2 separate regions of the Mus musculus genome follow, and region 1 is linked to region 2. Evidence: chromatin loops called from intact Hi-C (ENCODE). Cell type or tissue: left cerebral cortex. All regions are shown on one strand. Links, peaks and the distances in the headings refer to the core of each region. The heading gives the core; the rest is flanking DNA.

Region 1 (8,311 bases), core at 193-8,192, 68 kb after region 2:
GCACAACTTATTAAACCAGTATAATTTGTAAATATACTCTAAATAGGGTGTCATGACAAGTAACTGTGGTCCTCACCCCTCATCAAGGAAATTCTCTTTGCAACAGACATAGACCATTACAGAAAACTACAACCAATGAAATTCAGAGTTATGGAGCCCAATTACAAAAGAAGGATACAGCTACAAAAGAACTTTCACAGCTAAGGCTCAGGGAACATAGTGGAAAAGTAAGCAGACTGTAAGAGTCAGAGATGAGGGAGAGTCCTGTAAAACTGTGTCTCCTAGTAATGTTAAAGCTATATCCATAAAGTCTTACCACTGTGAGTCCTCCAAACATAAGCCAAACAAGGTCAAAAATAAACATGGTAACATGGATAGCAGGAAGCCCATGAGGACTCAACCCTACATGTAGAACTACAGGTAACTAAAAAATGCTGTAAGTGGGAGACATACTCTTCCCCAGGGAAGAACACATCAATTAGTTATCCAACACCAAATGGTCACCCCTGGAGATATATACTTATAAGTAGCATTATACACACTGAGAAGGTTGTATCTATGTAGTCATATACATATATACATATGCATCATATATACATACACACATGTGTTATACATATGATACACACACACATGTGTTATACATATGATACACACACACACACACACACACACACACACACACATACATACATCTAATGAATAAAGGCCACTAATTTGAAAGAGAACAAAAATGGATATATGAAAAAGGGTTGGAAGAACAAAAGGGAAGAAGAAAATGATGTAACCATATTCTCTAAAAACAAACAACATATTTAGAGACTTGAAAATTTGTTTTTCATATAATGCACTTTGGTAATATTCTTTCCCCTCCCCCAATGCTCCCTACATCCTTACCATTCAAGTTTGTCCCCTCTTTTTTCTCTCCTCAGCCTCTCAAAAAAATCAAAACAATCAAAAAACAATAAAACATAAATAAATAGCAAATTAATTGAACAAAAATCCCACAAAAACAAAGCAAAACAAAACCAAAAACCATGAAGTCTGTTTTGTGCCTAGGCATGGAACTTGCTTTGAACTGAAGTTGATATACCTAGTAACAGTCCATTGGAGAAAACTAATATTGCCATTCCCAGTATGTATCAATGTATATCTCAGTTAAATGTGGGTCTACTTCTTCTCATGATGTGATTGTGTTTGGTTTGAACCTGTGCATGTCTCTATGAGTTTATATGTGTATCAGTAATCAGGGTATTCTTGATCCAGAGGGAAGAGATTGGATACTTACTAAACATCTCATTGAAGAAAAACATTTGCTAGGGTAGGTTTATCTTTGTTATCCCTCTTCCCATTTAGAACAGCTTCATTCGATGAATGTCAAGGTGAGGGCATTAGAAATAAAAGATTTAAAAGACAAGAATGGAAAAAGAAAGAAATCTGATGAAACAGAAATGTTGGGAACTGTCCCAAGTATCATCCAAGCAGCATTACTCAACAGATGAGCTCCTTTGAGTCCCAACCTACTAACTTTGTACTTTCCTGTCCAAGTTGTTATCAGTTTATTCCATCCTATCTATACAACTCAAGTTCTCATCACTGAACATTGATATTTCCTATTGACAAAATGGATCCTTTGTGTCACAAGACCAAAATGTGCTCTATGAAAGCTTGTGGCAGATCACAAGAAGAGCTGAGCACTATTCTGTTCCCCATGTTCTCAGGTTGAGATGGGTCTGACCTTTTTTGAACCATGGAACTATTGTCAGGAGGACATAAAACAACACCAGACAATGGAAAGTGCAGTCCCCAGAGGGAGAGCTTCTCCACCCCAGTTTCCAGCCTACCTCTGTCCCTACCACCAGCTCTGTGACTTTGTATACATTATTTAGTATCTCTGAGTCTGTTTCCGTGTATGCTAATTGCAAGCATAAAAAATACTATCTGTTCATCTAGCTGTGTAAAACGTCTGTAAAGAAATATTCTAGTTGAATACATTTGGGAAATTATAAAGCCTCACAAAAAATATTATTATAGGTTGAGCATCCCTGATGTAAAAATTCAGTATCTGAAAATTTCAAAAACCCAACTTTTGAGCACCAACACGATATCTTAAGTGAGAATTCCATACAAGATCTCCTGTCAAAAGTCTCAATCCAAACACAGGTGTAGTGAAAATACTATGTAGGGGCTTGGGATGTAAGTCGAGTGGCAGAATGTTCGACTTGCACCCCAGCACTGCCTCAACCAGGCATGGAGGCAGGACCAGAGGTTCAAGGTCATCCTGAGCCTCACAGCAAACTCAAAGCCACCCTGAACTTTCCAGACCCTGCTAACATTTTTAATGTAGACCCTGTATAAATTTATAAACACAAACAATTTTTAAGTTAAGCTAAATTGACATTTTAAGCAAGATGTGGTAGCACACACCTTTAATCCCAGCTTTTGGAGGCCAAAGGCAGGCAGAACTCTGTTCCTGGCTAGCCTGATCTATGTGAGTTCCAAGCCTGCAAGACTGTCTCAAAAAAAATTAGAACTGTATCATGGGGTTACCTTCAGGCTATGTGTGCAGAGAGGATATGAAGCATCGGTGACTTGTTTGTTTGTTTGTTTGTTTGTTTGTTTGTTTTATGTGTATAAGAACCTGCCTCCTTTGTATGTATACCATAATATGTGCAGTGTCCATGCAGGCCAGAAAAGGGTGTCAGATCCCCTAGGACTGGAGTTATAGGCAGTTGTGAGCTTCCCTGTCTGGGTGCCAGGAACTGAACTCAGGTCCTCTGAAGAGCAATGTTTTAGTTACTTTTCATTGCTGTGACAAAACACTATAACCAAGGCAATTTATGAAAGAGTTGTATTGGAGCTTACACTTCCAGAGGATGAGTCTGTACCATCATGGCAGGGAGCATGGCAGTAAACAGGTATGGTGCTGAAGGGTGAAGAGCTTACATCCTTCTCCGAATGTGAGAGGAAAGAAAGGATTAACCGGCAAATGAATGGATTTTCAAAACCTTGAAGCCCAAGCCCAGGGACACACCTTCCTCCAACAAGGCCACGCCTCCTAATCCTTCTCAAGCAGTTCCATCCAAAGGAACTAAGAGTTAAAATACATAAGCTTACAGGGGCCATCTTCATTCAAACCCCACAAGCAGCATGTGCTCTTAACCCCTGATCCATCTCTCCAGCACCAGACCAGCAAATAGTTTTGAGTCCCATTCCCAAGGTACCTCATGACTCTAGACATCTCTCAAACTTTTATAATGTAAAATCTAAAATACCTTTGGTCACACACACTTCAAATAAGGATATCGAGTTTGAATTATTTCTGCTGCTTTTAGTATCCTCGGGGCTAAGTATTCTTACACCGACTGAATATATTTAGAGCTGCCTAGAAGGAAGTGAGTCATATAAAATGCAACACTGGTATTCTTGCAGCACCATGGGTAAGCTTCAGTTCCATTGCAGAAGCTCACTATTTACCCACCTTTACCATAATGAAGCATACGGTGACCCATGCAGACCCCTTGCATTCAGAAAACGCTCAAAAGACCTTTGCCAAACCAAAACTGCAGAAGCTGTTGCTTTGTTCCGCTGGCCTATGTACATTTCTTTTTAATTGATCAGAGAAAGATGAAACTGCCAAAAGAATTAGTCTATTGCTGCCTCTCTAACAGACTCTTCTCCTCATCGTCCCTGGCTTGTATTGGAACCAGATGGTAAAACCAAGACGGGAACACGCTTTGGTGTCCAGAAGGAGGCCGGTCTGGCCAAAGCACTGTCACTCCTGTCAGCAGCCAGAGTCAAAAGCATTTTTTGTAGTTAATCATCAGGAGTGCCTACTGGCTCCAGCAGCCACTCACGCAGTGTTTGTCAGCATGAAGGCTCCATCCACACCACAGATGACGCCATGTCGGCGAGAAATGTGTTTCAATATCCTTCAGCAGTGAGCTGAGCAAATTTTCATGGCTGACACCCAAAGCAACATGCAATTTAGTGCTGGACTTCTTTTTGACCAAATTCTGTGAATGCCGATGCCTCTCATTTCGAGAAACCAACCTCTCACTACAACTCTTCCCTGGAACATTCATTAAAACACAGGATGCAAAAGATTGCAGCAAATTAGCAAAATGTCTTTAAAGTAATTGAGACACACACACACAGGCACACTCTCACACAAACTCACACATGTACACATACACTCACACACACTCTCTCTCACACACATACACACACATATACACTCTCTCACACACTCTCACACAGCACATTTTCTCATGTACACACACACACACACACACACACACACACACACACACACACTTTAATTTCAAAATATGTAAAGCTAGTCTTAGACTCTGCAATTTCATGGATGAGAGCCTACCAGTAGAACTCTTGTCTACTTCAGTGGCAGCAATCAGCTGCATCAGTGAGAGGGTGAATATGAAAATAACAGAGGAAATGCACTGTGCTTTGGAGCTAAACTAGAGGCGTTTGGTGGACATATGAAAGGAAGACACCGAATAATAACAGTACAAAGTGTGTCACAGGGTGAGCTTATCAGGCCTTATACGTAGCTGATGGAGGCTATTCATTTCTTAAGTACTAGAGAGAAGCAAATCTGAGCATCTGAAGAGACACGTCCAAAAATGGCTCCTCCACTTTACAGTTGAGGATTGTCACCATATCAGAGCAGCTCGGATGAATATTTCATACGAAAGGTTTAAGTAAAGAAATTTTCAGGAGACACCTAGGACAGAAAAACCAAATTGCAATTCCATATTACAATATTGCAAGAAGATCTGACCTCTCTGTGTGGTACAATGGCACATGAGTAGCAAATGAAACAGGGCTCGGAGCACAATCCACACAAGTGTCAAGTTGTACCTGATAAACGAGTACAGAACCTGGAGCCCCATCGTGATGAGGCTATTCTGTTTTTCATGATACTTATTTTCCTAGTGCTTAAAATTCATAGTTTCTGCACAAAATAAAGTAAAGATGGCATTTGTTATACTAACCTCACTAGAGTCAGACTAGTGGAAGTTAAAAATCCCCGGTGACGTGTAGACTTATTTGCTTTGGGTTGGTAGCATCTGAAATATAATGATCGGTACCACGATCTCTTTTAAAAATGTCTCATAAACTGAGATGTGTGGGCTGCTGGGTTGGTTTAGTTTCCTCCTTATTGTTAATGGTAGCTTTTTTCCCTGTAAATAAACTTAGTTAGACTTAATGATCCTTATTGCCTTTTAATTTCGTGCAGAGAATATGTCATAATAAATAAAAGTGATATAGAATGCTTATAATTAGACAATAGTCAAAAATCCTCAATACTGTGGATAAGACTTAACATGTGCGATTTATAATGGGTAACAATTGAAAACCTCTAGAAAACAACCAGGCCGGTTCAGTTATATTTTTGCTTAAAAGGCTATTGTGTGTTGGCCCCTTTTCCCATGGTGAAGCTTAAGGTGGATAACATGCCATGATTTCAACACTGAACTCCACAGTAGAGAGAAGTAGCAGGAGGGAATGCACAGACTTCTTTCCCAAAACCCACTGCCTAACTTAAACGCCTTTTGATTGGCTTCTCATTTTCGTTCTCAACAAAAATGATTGGAAACAAGCTGCCTTAAACCCTTCACTTTAGCTGTTAACAGAGCCAATCAGAAAAAAAGACCGGTTTTGAACCTACCCAGTAAATAGGTTCAAACGTTTAAAGACATGGCTCTCAGTTGCCCTTTGCTAAAGAGATGCCTTCTTCAGTTCCTCGAGAAGAGGTTATTGGTTTTGCTTCCTGAAGCACCAAATGAATTTTAAACTGCTTTGTAATAATTAACATGTTCCAGAAAGAATCCCAGTGCTATGTTTTGATTCATTATCCCAAGAGCTACAGATGCTGTGGCGGAAGCTGCGTTCAGCTCAAGGAAAACACTTCTCAGGAAGGAGTTTTGGGGTGCTGGCCTCTGTTTTTGCTATATATTATGTAAAAAAAAGTGCTTGGAATCAACTGGAAATAATCCTACATTTAAACAAGACTCTCGTGTCAATTTTCCCCTCCCAATCATATTAAGAAGTCAGTAAAATATGAATTACATAAAACCAAGGGATTCATGTAGCCCTCACCTGTTACATAAGAAGCAGAACATTATGTAATGTGCCTTTTCTTACTAATTCTTCAAATTCTGAATGCTTTGTGTGACACCAAAGAACACTGAATAATGGTGTTTAAATATTTTTAACTGTTTGAATATGCACAGGGCATCTACACTAATATTGCAAGTAGTTTGGTGACATCTAGTGGCAATAAATGGTGACTTGCAGCCAGAAATGTTCAGATACCACAGCAAAGGAGGCTGCTGGAACCATGAGAATATAGGCAAGCAAAGAAGAGATTTCTTGCCTTCTTGAAAAATTACTTCACACTTATGGCAACTACTATAAAAATGTTGATTGTATAATGCAGAATCTTCATAAAGCATTTAGAATGAACACACATGCACACACACACACATACGAAAACTGTAACACTTCCACCTACAAGAAACGACCATTCATATTAAACATTTTCTCTTCCTCACTTTGTATGTTTTGATGATCTTTCCCACTAAGTATGGAAATTCCCAGTATATAACCTTATAGCCTGGTTTGTAACCATACAGCTGTTTTTGCATGCCGCTTGTGTAACAATGAGAGCTCTGAGAGGACTTGCACTTCACGGCTGGATGCCATACATCGACACGTCCATGGCTTCTGTGTGACAACCCAGGACGGAGCAAGAGCACAGTTGCAGAGAGGGTCTTTCACTGCAGCAGTTTTTAAAGTACTACGTTGTTCAGACACATGACAAATGTGTGCTTTGCATTTATTGCTGTGTTAGTGGAGCCTAAAGACATGAGAAATGATGGGCCTAGACCTTACCACAGACTCAAGCATTCTAAGAAGGAAGAAGGAAGTGTATTTTAAATCACAGAGCTATGAGCAGTGTAAAGCATCTTACACTGGGTGTAGTTAGAATTTCTAGTAAAAGGAGGAGCAGTCGATCCTTAAATGAGAGATAACAGCTGGGTGGGAGTTGAGAGTAAGCAAGAACCAAAGGTACGCTGGGCATGGTGGTGCACACCTTTAATCCCAGCACCCGGAAGGCAGAGGCAGGCGGATTTCTGAGTTCGAGGCCAGCCTGGTCTACAAAGTGAGTTCCAAGACAGCCAGGGCTACACAGAGAAACCCTGTCTCGAAACAGACAAAAAAAAAAAAAAAAAACCACGAAGGTACTTTGCTAGAAGCAAGCCTGAGCAAAGTCAAGAATGGACTGGCATGATGTGGGCTGGTATCCCCCAGGGAAAGCCACAGCAATGGCCCATGTGACTGGAAGAGGAACAGAAGTAGATGGTGGAGGCTTACCAGCATAGTTAGAATATGCACTGAACATTCCTTTTTAAGGACTGCAACGTGATTACGTTAGCATCCTATAAAGTCGTGCTGAGGAAGTATAGCGCACAAATAACAGAGACCAGCTAGTGGGCTGCCACAGCATTCAAAGAATGAGGATGAGGCCCGAACCCCTAAATACTAAAGTTAGACAGAAAGCCGGAGATCCACAAGCTAAGAGAAGACAGACTAAAAGACTCAAATGTGCTGGTCAGCAGAAAGGGCGTGCCAAGGGGCATGTGGGCCTAGGCTGACTATGACTAGAGGGAAATCAGACAATGATTAACTTTGGAGAAATGTATATGAATTTTAAACTGCACACTGACAATGTGGTTCAATGTTAACCCAGCTTTAGTGCTCTTATTAACATATAAATGTGTGTGTGTATGTGTGTGTGTGTGTGTGTGTGTGTGTGTGTGTGTGTGTGTGTATACATGCATACATATATGGTCAAGTTATTAGGGACTTTCTTTAGCAGATGGGTCAAAATTAGTACATCTTCACCACCCCAATGCCAAAGAATGCTGGTACTGTGGGTAGGATGGTTAACATCTCTAATTGGCCCCTGTACAATACCAGGACTTAGGGGGTAAAAGGAGTGCTCAAAGGGTTAGAGACATAATCAAAGAGACTCAAAGGAAAACTAATTTTAGCTGTCACTGAGGTTTGTCTGTATCGTGTCATTAAGAAGACTAAATGACCTGCTGAACTGTGATACTGAGAATGCATTGCTACTGTGGAGAACGGCAAGATGATAGACTCAAGCTGTCTGATGACTCTGTGCCTGTGCCTACATACATACAAAGTGCAGGGGAGAGCTTAGAGGGGCCTGGATCCCCTGAGCAGTGATCCTATGTGCTGTCAGCATCAGCATGCACCGCCC
Region 2 (8,311 bases), core at 94-8,093:
GGTGGTAAGGAACATGTAGGAGGGTCCAACCAATGACGGTCCAACACAAGATAGGAGTCCACACCTAACACTTCGTGGATGGAACCAAAAGCTGGTCTGCCCAGAGATCCAGGAAAGGACCACATACAACTGGCAGGGGGAAAAATGATTCCTAATGATATTCTGCTATACTCATAAATCAGTCTCTAACCTAATTGTCATCAGAGAGGCATCGTCTAGCAACTGATAGGAGCAGATGCAGAGACCTGCAGCCAAACACCAGGCAAAGCCAAAGAAACTCTGAAGAAGAGGAGAAGAAAGGATTCTAGGAGCCAGAGACCACCCACAGAATCAACTAAGCAGGGCTCCTGAGGGTTCACAGGAGCTACAATCGCGAATCCTTTATGGGTCTGAGTTGGGGCCTCTGCACATACCTTATGATTGTGTAGCTTGGTATTCTTTTTTTTTTTAATTTATTATGTATTTTCCTCAATGACATTTCCAATGCTATCCCAAAAGTCCCCCATACCCTCCCCCCGCCTTCCCTACCCACCCATTCTCATTTTTTTTGGCCCTGGCGTTCCCCTGTACTGGGGCATATAAAGTTTGTGTGTCCGATGGGCCTCTCTTTCCAGTGATGGCCAACTAGGCCATCTTTTGATACATATGTAGCTAGAGTCAAGAGCTCCAGGGTACTGGTTAGTTCATAATGTTGTTGCACCTACAGGGTTACAGATCTCTTTAGCTCCTTGGATACTTTCTCTAGCTCCTCCATTGGGGGCCCTGTGATCCATCCAATAGCTGACTGTGAGCATCCACTTCTGTGTTTGCTAGGCCCCTGCCTAGTCTCACAAGAGACAGCTATATCTGGGTCCTTTCAGCAAAATCTTGCTAGTGTATGCAGTGGTGTCAGCGTTTGGAAGCTGATTATGGGGTGGATCCCTAGATAGTAGCTTGGTATTCTTAAGGGACCCTTAACAGTGGGAGTAAAGGCTATCTCCAACCTCTGACTTTTTTGCCTGTGCTTAGGACCCTTTTCTTCCTCACTGGTTCCCTTGTCTAGCCTTGATATGAGGGGCTGTACCTAATCTTATTGTAACTTGTTATGCTGTGTCTGGTATATGCCTGGGAAGCCTGCTCTTTTTTTTTTTTTTTTAAGGAAAACACAGAAGGAATGAATCTACAGGAGATGGGAGGTAAGGAGAGGAGATTAGGAGAAGTGTAGGTAAGCTGAAATATAGTGGATATAAAGAATAAAAACTAAATTTTTTTTTTTAAAAAAGAATGAATTAGGGAAAAAAGAGTGTTAGATCTTCCTAAGAAATAAGGAGCAAATATTATCTTGGAATTCAGCAAAAAGACTCGAAAGAGGTTTTGATGTCCGACAGCAAACACCAGAAGGGATTGAGCAGTAAAGGGGACAAAAAGTAAAGGTGACAATTGGACTGTGACATTGATATAGGTTAGGTGAGGATTTAGGGTTGAACAAGATCCCCAAAAGTGTCACTCAGTAACTGAATACTTCCATTTAATAGCAATTATCCTCTTATATAAAACACTGTTTGGGGATTTTGTTTTTGTTCTATCACTAAACACATTGTTTCATCTTTATGTAGGACACAAGTACAAATACAAACAAATTCTCAATAAACAGTAACCTAAAATTTGACCACACTGGCGATTGCTCACTTCTCATCCTTATTGATTGACCGTCATATACCATTTACCTGTCTGTGTGAGTATAGAATGAACCTCACAGGCTGGTGTGTTTGAACATTAGACCTCCAATTGATGGCACTGTTGTGAGGAGACTTCGGAGCGATGGCCTCGAGAGCAGAAGTGAGTTGTGAGGGGTGGGCGTTGAGGGTGATGTCCACTTCTGATCCCAGTTTGTTTTCAGATCTGGCAGGATATAGGTGATTTTGACAGCATGCTGAAAGCAAATTGTTGTGGGTTGTCCTGATGCTGTTTGATTTCTGACGTTAATTCTGCTTCCTCAAGAGGGAGGGACAGCCTCCGGATGAACAGTGGATCACGTACTCAGGTGATCCCATGTGAACCTTCTCCCCATTTACTGGTCAATAATGGCTAGAGCCTGTGATTAGGCAGCAGAGGTGAAAGGTGGGACAGGAGGTCTTTGAGAGTGGGAGCAGAGAGAGAGAGAGAGAGAGAGAGAGAGAGAGAGAGAGAGAGAAATATGAGAAGGGAAGGAGAGAGGACAGAGGAGGGAGGGAGGGGAGAGGAAGGAGGAAACGAAGATGGTACAGAACCACATGGCCAGGAGAAACTCTGTAACAAAGGGTCTCATAGCTGGGAAATAAGTTAGTATAGTGCTAGTTCTGCCCAACCTAGGCTTATCGCTTATAAATATAACTAGATTGTGTGGTTTTTATTCGGGATTATTGGGGTTGGAAATTACTGCAACAGCAAATACCAGAAGGAACTGAGTCACTCCAATGTGTCTACCCACCATGCTCTCTCCACCATGCTATCCATGGTGGAGAATAAACCCTTCCTCCCTTAAGTTGCCTCTATAAGGTGTTTGGTCAGGGATAAGAAAAGTAACTAATGCCACCCCACCCCCCTTTCCAGACTTGTAGCCCTAAGGGTCCCAGATTGTCCATTCTGTCACGTATCCACACCTTTACCTGGAAATTAGCATGGATGCCACCACACACATTCTTACCCTCCTTAAGCTGTCCAGCTCTAGAGGGACTTGAAGACTGTTCCAAACTTTGCAAACATTACCAACCTTACATGCTCTGATAAAGTTTTGCGTGGCTAAATCCTTGATGTCTTTATTTTCATAAAGGGTGGCCTTCAACTTACCTCAAATAATAGCATGTCATTCTAGTCTACGCCCCATCAATACAATAGAGCAGATGTTTGTTTGACAAATTAAAATCTGAATTCTTAACCCAGGTTTTTCTTGAGAACGAGATAGGCTTTGTCCACCACAGAGAAGTCTACCAAGAATAAATATTGGGTTCATTCAATTTTTATTCACTTTCCAGTCTTTCTTAATCTGGACTAGCTATGATATTAAGGCCATGGGATAAAAGTAATTTGTCTTAATTGATAGACACTCTCCTGTAAAAACTAAGAGTGTAAGAATTTTCTGTGGATAAAGCCCTTAAAATACTTAATAATATTTATTTATGTGGTATTAGCCTCTAAAGAAAAAAGCATATGCCTTGTATCTTAATTGCCAAAAGCACGGTAACATTAATATTGTGACAGTGTGGTTGTGTTAGTACTGTTTAAAATGATCACACTTATTAAAAGTTAGTTACACTTTACCTGAAAGAATTTTACCTATAATAATAATGTTACGGTTTAAAGACTTAAGATACTCTCTTAAAAGTTTTCTCATTCAACCACCTTGGTATATGTATGTATGTTTTCGAGATAATTCATATTCCAAATGAGGACTTCGATGACAGTGATTTTAATATAGTTTCACATTCTAATATTTTTTTCCAAACTCTCAACCACTCCTATTTAGAAGCAAACCCTCTCAGGATGCCCGCTGCTTGCTCTGGAAAGCAGTGCCCAGGGTGGACTTTGTAATGTAAGAGCTATGTCTGAGAAAGTAAGGGAAGATGGGTTTGGGCTGTGTTTATACGTGCTACACAAAAGGCAGTGGACAAGCCAGTTGCCCAGATCAAAGACTTTGATGAGAATGAGCAGTGAAGCTTAAGTACAGAGCTGAAGTCACCCTTGGCAGCCATTGAGTAGTTAATCAATACTACCACAGAACTCAGGCTCCGTTGACCCACAGCCGAGGTAAACAGATTCCAGGTCGCCAGCAGTCTGTTTCAGAAAACACCTCACAAGCATGTTCAACTTAAAGAAGGCAAACTGAGGCACAGTGCACCGACAGAGCTAGCCCCTGAGGCCAGAGTTCCCACCCCTCCAGTCGCCGATCCCAAGCCAGTGCCTCACTCCAGCCTACCCCCTCCCTGCTCCAACACTTGATATGTGTTGAATACACTCAGTGGTTCTCAACATGTTTTTTCCTTACAGTTCTTTATTAGCAACATTCATTTAGGTTTTGGACTCTTGTCAAATGCAATGTGAATGGAGAGCAGATGCCTTTTCTGAACTCAACAGAACAAGAGGAGAGTCACAGAGCCCATCTTGCCACAATCAAAACTAGTGCTTACAACAACACCCACTGCTGGTGACAGGCTGTGTGGAACTGGGCCAATGCTGATCTAGCAAGAGATGCCAACTCAGTGAGTCAGAAAAATGTTTCAGATGTGCCAGGTCGCTCCGAAATCCCCATCAGGTCCTGGGTAGAATAATTGCCGTGTTCCCCATGAGCAAGGAACCAAGATGAGAAAACACAACATCGCTGGGACAGCGTGTATCGTTCGCATCCTAGCTGGCAGCAAGGCCCGCTGCTTTGAAAAGGGTACCGCGGGCTGCCTGAAAGGCTAAGGTGGCTGGCAGCAATTCAAAAACACAAGATGGAGGGAGAAGCAATTGTGGGAAGGAATTCAAGGCGGACAAAAGGATTAACAGCAAAAGGATGCAGGGTGTACAGGGATGGGTGGTTATGGTTTACCGTGGGTTTAGCAACACTGACGTGTTTTTATGAATATTTACAAGAACATTTGGAAGCTGTGTCTTGCCCACACAGCCTCCGCCCCCAACACTCTTGGTAGAAACTGCACCATATTTAATGAGGCTGGGGATGGGAGGGAAAACTAGGCCTTCTTTGGCTCCCAGATTGGGGTCTCTTTGCCTGGTTGCCAGGACTCCCAGGAGGCAAATAGTCACTGAAAGAAAGTTTAGACAAGACAATCTAGGTCTGAGTACTAGGAAGCCTAGTAATTAAAAGGCATAAGAAGGAAAAATGGTGTTTAAAAGATAAGAAAAGAGTGAAAACTGAGTCTCTGGAAAAAAAGAGTCATTGCGGTGGCTTGTTCTGGTCTTCGGGTAGAGAAGGGACTTTGACCAGTCACTAAAACAGTTGTTTACAAAACCACATCAATTCTTGGTTCTTGTGAGTGGGTCAGCAGGGCTGTTCCCTTTCCCTCCTAAGCCTTCCCTGGCTTCGGTTCAACCTCTTCATCCATCAGAAGAGTCTGCTTTTCTTATTGATTTTGTCCGTTCCCTTGCGGCACGTTACGAGGTGTGTACTGAACGGAAGAGTGACACCCTGGAGCAGAATTCTGACCTGCACTGCCTGCGTTCTCATCGAAGGCCTGCTACTCTGGGAAAGTTGTGTTGGCTCTTTAAATCTCAGTTTCACCCAATTGTACAGCCAAACTGAAAGCAGCTAAGAATCAACAGAGATAAGGCAAGGCACGCAGTGAGGGCTCCAGCACGGCGCAGTCACTTTGTACATGATCGGTACAGTCGCTCATCACACATTTGTCTTCTCATGGGCTGAAAGCAGACTTTTAGTTGATCGCAGACACAGAAACACCTAATGTGGTGGTTTGCATTAGAATGCACCCCCCACCCCATACACTCATATAGTTCAATGCTAAGGTACCAAGGAGTGGAACTATTTGAAAGGATTAGAAGGAATGGGAGGTGTGGTCTTGTTGGAATAGGTGTGTCACTGGGGGTGGGCCTTGAAGTTTCAAAGCCCATGCCAGGCCCACTATCTCTATCCTTTCTATCTATATATATGTACCCCCCTGTCGCCTATGGATCAGAATATAACTACAGCTACAGCACCATGCATGCTACCATGTTCCTGACAGGCTCCTGACAGGATAACGACTAACCTCCTCAAACTATAGGCAAGCCCACAATTAAGTGCTTTCTTGTTATAAGAGTTGCCTCGGTTATGGTGTTCCTTAACAGCAATAGGCCGGTGACTAAAACAACTAGCTGGACTACCAGCAACTACAAAGGCCAGGCAGGTGGCTTTATACTCAAGGAATTTGTGGCAAGCTTCCTTCTGGCTTTATGTAGAACAAGCCTCTGGCAGAATTGTGTTGTCTTCAGCCATGATGGTCTTCAGCATGTTTCTATTAAAGCTGGACCTTTGGGGCTGGAGAGATGACTCAATGGTTAAGAACCCTTAGTGTGCTTCCAGAGGACCAGAGCTCAGTTTTCAGCACCCTTATCAACAAGCAGCTCACAACTTCTTGTGTCCAGTGCCAGGGGATCTGATGCCTCTGGCCTCCAAGGGCACCTGCACTCCTTTGCGAGTGCACGCACACACACACACACACACACACACATGCACACGCACACACTTGAAGAAAGTCCAGATCTTTTCTGAGTATACAGGTCTACACAAAAGCACTTGCTTAGAAAGCATGAGGCCCTAGGTTTAATTCTGGGGTGATGCTCTTGAATTAATCATATATTTCTTATATTTGCTTGCTCACGGCCTTCTCTGCATCTCTTTCTTTGGCTCTGTCCAGGCTCTTTTAAATAAATATAAATAGTTCCTTAGCCAAGCTGTCTCACACCGAGGGAGTATGTCCGTCTTTGTTTGCTTGTTGTCTTCCTCTCAGGCTTCTCTCTGAGATTTGATCTTGACTCTCCAAGGTGTACACATTGGTGCTCTACCCAGCTGGAGCTTGCTTCCTCCATCTCTCACACATCTCTGTTTCCCTCTGCGGTGGCAGCACTTTTCTGGGAAGGTATTCAGAAAGCCGGTTTCTGAACATTTATGTACCAAACAGGAAATATCAATTCGGTTTGTATTCATTTGTTAATATGGTGAGTAATTCTAAGTTGAAATAATATTTTTCCAGAGATTTTAGTTTAACAGTGGTCCCTTGCCCTTAAAGGTCCACAGTGGGCTGCCTTTTGAGTCTTCAGTGATATTGTTTGTCTCCTCAAAAGCATTGAGGAGCCTGACTCTTAATGCTCTGGGCTTTCAAGGTGTTACCATGAGAGTTCTGTTTTAGGGTGGCTGTGGTTTTGTTTGGTTTGGTTTTAGTTTTCAGGACACTTCGTGGCAATTTTCAATCTTAAAATGCACATCCTTCCATTTGGAGAAATTTTGTCTTTTGCAATGGCTAAACTACCATTTTCTGTTTTCCCTTTTGAATTTATATGTATGTGGACATCTTAAACTTAATCTTCAGTTTTGTTTCGTTTATCTTTGCTTTTTCATTTCCTGGTCTTATTCTATTTTCTAGGATATGCTTTCAATTTTGTCCTTTCGATTCTTAATTTTTTAAATATTTCTTTTTCTTAATTAATATGAGTGTTTCTTTCCTGGTCTTTAAGAATAAGTATCCTTTCTGGTTTTATTTTTTTCTTTCAAACGAGATTACAATATACCGTTCTTTGTCGTTTATAACTTTTTTCCATTCCTTATTCTGTTGCATTTCCTCTTCAATTCCTTAGCTCATTTGTTTGCTTGTTCATTGGTTAATCTGTTAAGTCATAATATTTGATCTGCATCAGACACTGTCCTCAAATCTTTATCTACAGCTATCTGAGTGAGGATAGAACGCTGAACTGGAAGACTAGCTGGCTTGTACACTTTTCTCCGAAACAATTAAGCAGAAGTTCAGACTTCTTCAGGCAACTCCCCAAGGGCCAGTGCCCATAGTAGGCCTTTCTCTGGAGCTGGCCTTGAATCTGATTGATTCGGATACACTTGGCAACGGGCCTGTCATGTTTCCAGGCCACCTTTCTTTGTCAGACAGTACCTTACCCTAGCATTCTGCTGTGTCTGGTATGGCCACACTGAACTCTCTGATTCAGCTTAATAAATCAATAACACCATCACATTATATCTACATTTAATTCGATTTATCATTCCCTCCTCTTTTTAAAAAAAATGTGATAGGAAGACTCTCCCATGTGTCTACTCACATCTGATATGATCTGAACACAGCTATGGAATGTGGAAGTTCATCACCATTTATATTCACTTTTATGTTGCCATTGATGCTGTATACATTCATCATGTTCTTCTTTTAAAGATTTATTTTGAATTTTGAATTTGAGTGTATGTGTATGTAAGGGGTGTGTGTGTGTGTGTGTGTGTGTGTGTGTGTGTGTGTGTGTGTGTAAGGTGTGTGTGGGGAGGTGACCTCATTTGCAGAGACATCAGACCCCTTGGATCTGGAGTTATAAGAAGTTGTGAGCCACCTGACATGGGTGCTGAGAACTGAACTCAGGTCTCACAGAACAGAATGACTGAGCTCTTTACTGCTAAACCATCTCTCTAGCTCCATATATATTCATATTCTTCATTCCAAGTTCCTCGTTGCTTACCAAATTACTGGCCTTTGAGAGCTTGCTCTAATGTGCCTTCTACTCCTGTGATGAACACCAGGACCAAAGCACACAGGGGAAGAGAGGGTTCATTTCATCTTACACCTCCCAAATTACACTCCAT

What was found. A loop is a pair of places that touch in the nucleus more often than their neighbours do. Peaks named below come from ENCODE experiments on the same cell type or tissue, not always from the same donor. Only the 100,000 strongest peaks of a DNase experiment are listed, where the experiment ranks them.
Region 1: a loop joins it to region 2, with 5 times the contacts of the local background. A loop is called at or near these places in 3 of 42 quality-filtered maps.

What each region holds. Positions count from the first base shown.
Region 1 is chr12:51,182,137-51,190,447 of GRCm38, forward strand. No RefSeq gene overlaps it. Among named protein-coding and RNA genes, the nearest start is that of Gm34745, 29 kb to the left of the region's middle. In left cerebral cortex, for the core only: a CTCF peak has its summit at 6,302 (motif pointing left); DNase peaks (open chromatin) are centred at 3,439, 3,801, 5,745, 5,886 and 2 more places; H3K27ac peaks cover 2,773 bases.
Region 2 is chr12:51,113,945-51,122,255 of GRCm38, forward strand. No RefSeq gene overlaps it. Among named protein-coding and RNA genes, the nearest start is that of Gm34745, 39 kb to the right of the region's middle. In left cerebral cortex, for the core only: no CTCF peak of the experiment used is centred there; DNase peaks (open chromatin) are centred at 4,263, 4,536 and 5,142; H3K27ac peaks cover 1,871 bases.